2 separate regions of the Homo sapiens genome follow, and region 1 is linked to region 2. A link is a contact called in ENCODE Hi-C or POLR2A ChIA-PET data. All regions are on one chromosome and are shown on one strand. The core of a region is the stretch at or near the end of the contact, and the rest is flanking DNA. Distances in the headings are between cores, read along the strand shown.

The links. A loop is a pair of places that touch in the nucleus more often than their neighbours do. ChIA-PET counts read pairs that join two places held with the same protein, here RNA polymerase II (POLR2A). Pooled maps may share reads with other maps.
Region 1: a pooled map shows a loop between it and region 2 (3-fold over the local background). The contact joins the promoter of ABHD6 here to the enhancer-like site in region 2. A Hi-C loop is called at or near these places in 4 of 50 pooled maps. POLR2A ChIA-PET finds 5 or more read pairs at or near these places in 3 of 52 experiments (CD4-positive, alpha-beta T cell, PC-9 and activated CD4-positive, alpha-beta T cell).

The regions. Positions count from the first base shown.
Region 1 is chr3:58,235,562-58,239,903 of GRCh38, forward strand. It overlaps ABHD6 (abhydrolase domain containing 6, acylglycerol lipase), which reads left to right and starts at 2,231. Exons shown (of 10, transcript NM_001320126.2): 1 at 2,231-2,355. RefSeq lists an enhancer at 1,642-2,581 and silencers at 1,803-1,972, 1,983-2,472.
Region 2 is chr3:57,981,641-57,985,905 of GRCh38, forward strand. LOC105377104 (a long non-coding RNA gene) reads left to right here. Exons shown (of 4, transcript XR_940874.3): 3 at 2,705-2,830; 4 at 3,615-4,265. Among named protein-coding and RNA genes, the nearest start is that of FLNB, 25 kb to the right of the region's middle. Within about 2 kb of position 2,296, at least 19 of the 41 ENCODE cell types and tissues checked have a DNase peak (open chromatin) inside an H3K27ac peak, as active enhancers do; they include CD4-positive, alpha-beta T cell and PC-9, where a contact is called at or near this core.

The sequences.
Region 1 (4,342 bases), core at 981-3,480, 250 kb after region 2:
TCAGTGACAGCACTCAGGGGTATCACCGGCTCAGGGAGGGGCCGGAGGTGAGTTCCCTTATCTCCTCTTGCCTCCTTCACTGTAAAACTGGAGCTAATAAGGTTTCTCTCCTGTCAGCCATCCAGTGGAGATAAGTCACCCAGAATGTGACTCCCACATGGGGCTCAAAAAGGTGTTTCTAAATATAAAACTCTGAGGGAAAAAAACCCTCGGGATATAGAAATTCCAGGCCCTTGGAGACGCCCAGGGTCACAGGCTGTGAGTTAAATAAAAAACCCACCAAACTGATGAACTACCCATTTTTAAGGTTTTGGAGAGGGAAAATTAAAAGACTAAGGAGCAATTGTTTTAAACTTTATACCAGGTGTATTGATGGCTTCTAGGCTGGGGCCTTCCAGGAAGTCATTCATCAATTTCATTGTCTATTTATTCACCCCCTGGACTCCTGTTTTGGTGAATGTTCCTGAGTCCAAGATGCTAATCCAATAGGTGGCCAGTAGTGACTGAAGGACATTTAATCCCCACATTTTGTGCTATCTCTGTGGACCTGCTCTGGGGATGTTGGTGGACTGCTGGCTTGGAAAGGTTCTGCTTCAGCCGTAAGGAGAGATAAAGCCAGAGAGGTGGGACTGAGCAACCCGCTGTTTGGTGAATAAATTGCCACTGAAACTCGGGGGCCATTCCCTGAAGTGAATCACATGCAGCCATTGAAGTCTAAGTGATAAGGCAGCCAACAATTTAAAGGAAAATGCTCCAGCCCAAGCCAGGGGGACTGTCCCAAACTCCGGATGAATTCCAGCTGCCCTGCAGAGCAGGGTTTACAGGCATGGGGATCACTAGTGGCTTCAGAGATGCCCCTTTGCCACTTCTCCGGGACTTCTTGACTGTGTCCTATTCTTAAAACCCAGGACCTGCACCACTCAGCCAGGCTCCACCAGCGTGGAGGCCTTGGCAGGCTGAGGCCCAAAGGCTGCCTTTGTGGGGGATTTAAACGGCCAAGAGAGTCTTGCTGAGCCCTGGCCCCTTGACGTCTGGAGTGGCAGGCCAAGCACTCAGTGCAGCAGGAAGATCTGGGTGCCACTAAGGCCCCTAACAGGTGTAGTAAATATCTGTTAAATGAACGAATACATGTTTTGATGAAAGAAGCCCACAGTGCAGTGTGAGCCCAAAGGGGTCTTACTGAAGGCTTCCTGGAGGAAGTGGCAGCTAAACTGAGACATGGAAAACACGGAAGAGTAGCCAGGCCAAGCTGGGGTTTAACTGTCCCTAAAAGAAAGAAACGACCATAGCAGGGGTTTAACCAGAGGTGGCCGAAGGCCTTTCCAGGTGCCCATTTCTCCCGTATAGCTTTGGAGTCAGACGATCCTCGGTTGGAATTCCCAGTTCAGTCCTTACAGTCTGACGTCCCGCACAACCCGACGCCGGCAACTGTCTCCAAACACCCGAGAGCCAGGGCGGGAGCATGAGCGCCTACGGTGTTCCTTGGGGTGGAGCCCTCGCAGTGTCCAGAGGATTTGGGGGCTCCTGCGCCCCCATTTCTCCCATTTCCTGGACTATCCAGGGCAAGCCCCTCACCTCCCTGAGCCTCGGTGTCTTCTGAGAAAAGAAGTCGACCCCAGTGCCTACCTCATAGGATTACGTGAGACAACCGATGTCAAGCAGTGTTGCTTTGCTGCCTGAGAACCCCTGCCTGTCCCTTTCTCTCTGATGCCCTTCGGGGCAGAGATCCAGAGATCCTGCCTGAGTCACTTTGGCGGGTTTAATGCCCAGCCGCGCCAGGCACACAGTAGGTGCTCAGTAAGTGAAACAGTGCCGGGAAGAATTCGGGCCGGGGATGTGGAACTGTGTGTGGCTCTGCGGGCTCAGAGGCCCTCCCCGCGCCCCGCCACCGTGTGCGTTCCGGGGCGGGGCGGGGCGGGGGCGGGGGCGGGGGCGGGGGCGGGACCGGGCGCTCGGGCTCCGCCCCCGGTACCTCTGTAGGCGATCCTGCTCTCGCCGTGGCTTTCGGGTGCTAGGAGACAGTTGCCGGCGTTGGGTTGTGCGAGACGCTAACTGTACCCTCCGGGTTTAACGCTGTGAGGCAGCGCGCGGAGGAACTGGGGATAAGCGCCCCGGAGCCCCCAAACAGAGCGCGGCCGCTGGGGGACAGCGCGCGGCGCCGGGTCGGGGCGGGGCGGCTTTTCTGTCGGAGGACGCGAACCGGCACGCTGCGCCTTTAAGGAGTCCAGCTGGGCTGGGCGCCGGAGCTGGGAGCGGCGCGGGTAGGAGCCCGGCGGCAGGTCCCAGCCCGGGGCTAGAGACCGAGGGCCGGGGTCCGGGCCCGGCGGCGGGACCCAGGCGGTTGAGGCTGGTCAGGTGAGCGGAGGCGGGCGGGCGGGCGGTGGTGCGCTCCTAGGGGGATGGGGCGCCCTGATGGCCCCGTGACCTCTCCCCCAGTGTCTCCCTGCAGCGGCGCATCGAGTGGAAAGAGTCGGCGATCTGCACTTGCCTTTCCACTCCGCTCCCCGCGCGGGCGCTGCCCCCACCTCCCGCTGCCTGGATAGGTTTGAGATGCCCGAAACCCGGCGCCCCATTTCCTGGGTCCAGCCAGCCTCTTGAAGCCGGGGGACAGAGTGAGGACGGGTCGGGACCTGCACCCTCTTTCTACTTCGCCTCCCCACCCCCTGCGCCCGCAGCAGCCCTTAGGCGCCCCTCGCAGTGCCGAGAGGATTTTGGGGTCCTGCAGCCCTGTTTCCCCCATTTCCTGGAGAAGGACTGCAGCTCGCCCACCCAGATAGCATCTTGCTCCGTGTCACGCGCCGCCTCCGCGCCGTCCCCAAGATCTCGCTCCGCTACTCCCCTCCCCCAGCAGCCTTTCAGCTTCCCTTTCCCCAGCCTGCCCCGGCTCCCGTGCCCTTGCGCCCCTTCCGTGTCGAAACACTTGAATCAGGATGCTGTCCAGCCAGGTACCCGCCGGCAACTTGCGGTCCCCCGCCTACAGCGACACAGGTTTCACGGCTGCCTTAGAAATGCGGATTGTGTAACGCCGGCTGCAGGGCAGTGCACGTGCAGGGTTTGCGCCCCTGAGCCCACAGCGAGGCCAGGTGACAGAGTGAGGCATGGGGGAGTGGGGGAAGAGGAGGATGCCAGAGGGTCTAGATACTGTGCATGCAGAGAATATGTATTTTGAGCCCTTTGTATGCCCCAGGAGCTGGGTGGTTAGGAAGAGGAAATAAAGTGGGGGTCTTACTCCAGCTGGGACCTGGAGGCCCTCATTTATCTCGCCGCCCCCCTCCCCGCTGCTCCCGCCTGCTCAGAAATCCCTAGTGGCTCCACCTGGCTAAGAGTTTAAAGTAGTTTATAATGAATAATAGCTGACATAGAATAAGCAAATCTTGTGTGCCAGGCCCTGTCCTAAGCCCCTTAAAAGAATTACCTGCCATACTTTCCCCAACAGCCCCTTGAGGTAGGTACCACCGCTGTGCCCATTCCTGAGAGCAGGAATATGAGGCTTCCAGAGGTGGTACCTTCCCAAGACACGAAGTGAGTCTGGCCTCAGAACCACCCCCTTCCCCCAACCGCCCCCCCAACCCGACCTCGAACCACTAGACTTTTTACCCAATTTCAACAAATTCTTATCAAGAACATTGTTATAATATAGGAAATTAGAAATAACAGAAATTAATCACCTGTGTTTCTAGCACTAATTTGTTTTTCTCAGACCAGCAAGGGCCTCTCAGCTTCTGGTAATAGTACCCACTTTAAAGGGTAGTGGCAATATTTAGATAAAATAATGCACAGGGCCCAGCATGTTTTAAGCACTCAGAAAGCAGCAGCTGTTATTATGAAGAGTGGTAGTTGACCACTACCTTGAATTACTGGAAAAAAATAATTAATAAATGGCTCACACTGACTCTACAGAAATTAACCATTTTGTGTGCTCAGAAAGGCCTATGAGACTTTCTCTATTTTCATCTTTTTATTATTTTTATTATTTTGCCTTTTCGACACATTCTGTGGCTTTCGTCAACTCCAAATTATCCATTGTCTTTGTAGTTAGAGACAGAAGTGCCCTTCTGGTTTTTTTAGCTTTTAAAATGTGTGACCTTTGATTCTGTGAGCATCTGCAAACCTAGAGTAAAAGATGGGAATGCAGTTTGTGCAACTGGGAAGTAATTCTGAAACTTGATATGAGAAAAAAATTGTCCTTAGAGGTGATCCTGGTTTGCAGTATGCGTTGGGTGAGGTCTATCCTGGGGGCGAGAAGTTAGACTCAAAGATTATCTTTGGGTTTGGAGGGAAGAAAGGCAAGCATGAATGTTTTGTCTCGGTGTGGTGGGCTCACACCTCAAAGTGGCCAGCA
Region 2 (4,265 bases), core at 1,046-3,545:
TGTAGAGCAGAGCGAGGACTGGGAAGCGCTGGGGGTGCAGGGTGGCTGCGGGGTGCACTACCCCAGAGTTCTGTCCTCATGTCCAAACCAACCCTGTTCCCGTGGGCCCGGGGCCCCTGCAGGTTTCCTGAACCAGAAGCGACCTTTGCCTCTCTGCTGCAGGGAGACGTGGGTAAGGCCTCTTCAGGTTTTGGCTGTGCAGGGTAGCTGACCTTTCCCTGTCTCTGAGGACCTCTCCCCACTTCCCTTTTTGTGTCCACCCTACAGTCCGAGCATTATTCATGCCCAAAATATCTCAGAAAGCCACAACAGCCCTGCTCTCCACCCAGGACTACAGTCTCTTGGCCTGTGTTCTTTTATTTATTTATTTATTTTTATTTATTATTATTTTTTGAGATGGAGTCTCACTCTGTTGCCAGGCTGGAGTGCAGTGGTGTGATCTCGGCTCACTGCAAGCTCCGCCTCCCGGGTTCACACCATTCTCCTGCCTCAGCCTCCCAAGTAACTGGGACTACAGGTGCCCGCCGCTACACCCAGCTAATTTTTTTTTTTTTTGTATTTTTAGTAGAGACGAGGTTTCACCGTGTTAGCCAGGATGGTCTTGATCTCCTAACCTCGTGATCAGCTCATCTCGGCCTCCCAAAGTGCTGGGATTACAGGGGTGAGCCACCGTGCCCGGCCACTTTTTTTTTTTTTTTTTTAGTAGAGACGGGGTTTCACCATGTTGGCCAAGATGGTCGCAATCTCTTGACCTCGTGATCCGCCTGCCTCGACCTCCCAAAGTGTTGGGATTATAGGCGTGAGCTACTGCGCCCAGCCGCCTGTGTTCTTTTAAAAGGTCGTCTTCCTTCCTGCCCTTCATCACTTGCCCTCCATGGCCCTTCATGGCCCCTCTGCTTCCCTGGACAAAGCAGAGATGTGACTGGTGTTCCCAGCATTTGTCCACAGACACCATTTTCCTCTCAGGCCCTGAGGTGCTGGACTACAGAGCCGGCCTCCCAGCCACCTGCCATGAAAACCTCACCAGGACCAGTGGGACTCTGTTAAATCTGTTAACACCCCCACTTCGGCCTGCCCTAGACAACAGCTACATCTTGGAAAAAGGAAATGAAACTGGTTTAAAACCTCTCCCAACTGTTCAGAAGGCTCAGGCCCCATTTCCAAGACAGAAGGAGCCAGACTCTTCTGCGCATGTCCCTTTATTTATAGTCACCAGATCCTGGTCCCAACGATCAAGGCTCCTGGGTGGGGATGGTCCTGTGTGATGTATGCAGCACACTCAATGCCCCCCACCATGCCCCTTCAGCCTACACCACTCACCTTAGCCGCCAGCAGCCATGACTTTTTTCTTTTCTTTTCTTTTTTCTTTCCTTTCCTTTTCTTTGATTTTTTTCTCTTTCCTTCCTTCCTTCCTTCTTTCTTTCTTCTCTCCTCTCTTTCTTTCTCGCTCTCTCTCTCTCTTTTCTTTCTTTCTCGAGACAGGGTCTTGCTTTGTCACCCAGGCTGGAATGCAGTGGCAGGAACATGGCTCACTGTATCCTCGACCTCCAAGGCTCAAGCGATCCTCCTGCCTCAGCACCCCAAGTAGCTGGGACTACAGGAGCACGCCACCACACCCAGCTCATTTTTGTATTTTTCGTAGAGAGGGGGTTTCACCATGTTGCCCAGGCTGGTCTCAAACTCCTGGCCTCAAGAGATCCACCCATCTTGGCCTCCCAAAATGCTGGGATTACAGGCCTGAGCCACCACATCTGGCCATGCAGCCGTGACTTTTTCTGATCACAGGAGCTGGCTGTGCTTGCACACATGGTCGGCCGGAGGGTGGTGAGTTAACAGCCCCTCCTCAGTAAGCCCTCAACCAATGACTACTGGTAAATGCAGGCCCCAGCCCTTCAGATGCCTTGGAGGGTACACTCTACCTGGCCCTTAGGTTCCCCTGCAGGATGGAGCTCCAGCTGCTCGCAGGAGCAGCCCACTCATGAATGCACCTTTTGTGGGCTTCCTGTCTTTCCAGCCTCACCTCCCACCTCCCTTGCCAGCACTTCTTGGAATCATTTCCCAAATGAATAACTCCTATGTGAATCCTGGACTTGGGTCTGCTTTTGAGGAAACCCAAACTAAGACAATATCAAGTTGCCAACATTTATTGAGCACCGTCTCTGTGCTAAGCATCGTGCTCAGCATTTCACAAGTCTTAACTCATTTAATCCTATGACAGCCAGCACTATGAAGAAGAGACCGTTATCATTTCCGTTGTACAGACGTGGAAACTGACTCAGAGCATGGGCTTGAGGCCAAAGGCCTCTTCCACTCCACCCATCCTCCATCAGCCTGAATTGCTTTCATTTCCTCAAAATGCTGGGCTCCCACACCTCTTGATCTCTGCACTCTGGGGCACAGGGAGGTTAAATCACTTGGTGACACAGCAATTTAGAGGCTGAGCTACCCAGATTCAAGAGCCATCTCCAGGCTCAGAGCCCACATACTCTGCCACTGTGGTAAGCAAAATATTGGCCCCTCAAGGTATCCAAGTCCTAATCCCTGTAACCTGTAAATGTGACCTTACATGGCAAAAAAGAGACTTCACAGATGTGATTCAGTTAGGGCCCTTGAGATGAGGAGAGTATCCTGGATTATCCAGATGGGCCCCATGTAATCACAGCAGGCTCTGTAAGAGGATCTCCTCCTCCTGTCTGTCTTTCAGACAAAAGAAGATAGGATGACAAAGCAGAAGACCAGAGAGAAAGAGATTTGAAGATGCTACCCTGCTGGCTTTGGAGATGGAAGCAAGGGCCATGAGCCAAGAGGTGTATGTGGCTTTTGGAAGCAGGTAAAGGCAAGGATAGCCCCTGGAGCCTCCAGAAGGAGCCAGCCCTGCTGACGCCTTGACTTTAGCCTAGTGAAACTGATTGCTGACTTCTGGCCTCCAGAATGATAAGAGAATACAGTTGTGTTTTCTTGTTTGTTTGTTTTGAGACAGGGTCTTGCTCTGTCACCCAGACTGGAGTGAGTGGGTCCATTTTGGCTCCCTGAAGCCACTACCTCCCAGGCTCAAGTGATCCTCGCACCTTAGCCTCTCGAATAGCTGGGACCACAGGTGCACACCACCACACCCGGCTAATTTTTTTTTATAGATGGGGTCTCCCTATGGTGCCAGGGCTGGTCTCAAACTCCTGAGCTCAAAGGATCCTTCTGCCTTGCCTCCTAAAGTGCTGGGATTACAGGTGTAAAGCCACCTCCACATCTGACTCAGTTGTGTCCTTTTTTTTTTTTTTTTTTTTGTCAAGATAGAGTCTTGCTCTGTCACCCAGGCTAGAGTGCAGTGGCGTGATCTCAGCTTACTGCAACCTCCGCCTCCTGGGTTCAAGTGATTCTTGTGCCTCAGCCTCCTGAGTAGCTGGGACTACAGGTGCACACCACCATGCCCAGCTAATTTTTCTATTTTTTAGTATTTCACTATGTTGGCCAGGCTGGTCTCAAACTCCTGGCCTCAAGTGATCCACCTGCCTTGGCCTCCCAAAGTGATGGGATTATAGGTGTTGAAGCCACCACGCCTGGCCTAGTTGTGTTCTTTTATGTCATGAAATTTGTGGTAATTTTTTTTATTAAAGTAGCCACAGCAAATTAACACAACCACGGAGCCAGTCCCCACAGCCTGGTCAGGTGCAGCATGATTCCAGACAACAGCAATGAGGAAGCCAGCCTTGTGGAGCTGATGCCTGGCAGAGAACATCACTAAGCAACAGGCATCCTGAGTGCTTGGGTTTGAGGCCCAGCCTTGCTATCTCCCAGCTGTGTGATTTGGACCAAGTAACTCGATCTCACCTCACCTGCCTGATGAGATAACAGGATTTTGTGAGGTTTATATGTATCTTTGGCTCTTGGAACAATGTCTGGCACAGAGTAATTTACAAGGGCTCAGTAAATCTGTCATTTATGGCCTCCCCATGTCAGCAGCTAGGTGGCTGGCCACAGCCCTCGTGGTGGAGTGAGGCTGGGATCTGGGGCTGGCCAATGAGAGGCCCAAGTCTCCTTGACTGGGGGATCAGCCATGGTCACCAGAACCAACTCACATCAGCCCTGGACTTTGGCTGGAAGTTCTGGGAAAGAGGTGCTCTCTCCCTGTTGGGATCTTGTTGGGATTCTCGAGGAGCTCGGCCTGGAGAAGATGGCGGGCATTTTTGTCACCACGAGGGGACAGCCTGCCTGAGAAGGAAGCCAACAGGAAGGAAGGTGGAGACCAGGATGGAGCAGGGCAGCTCTTG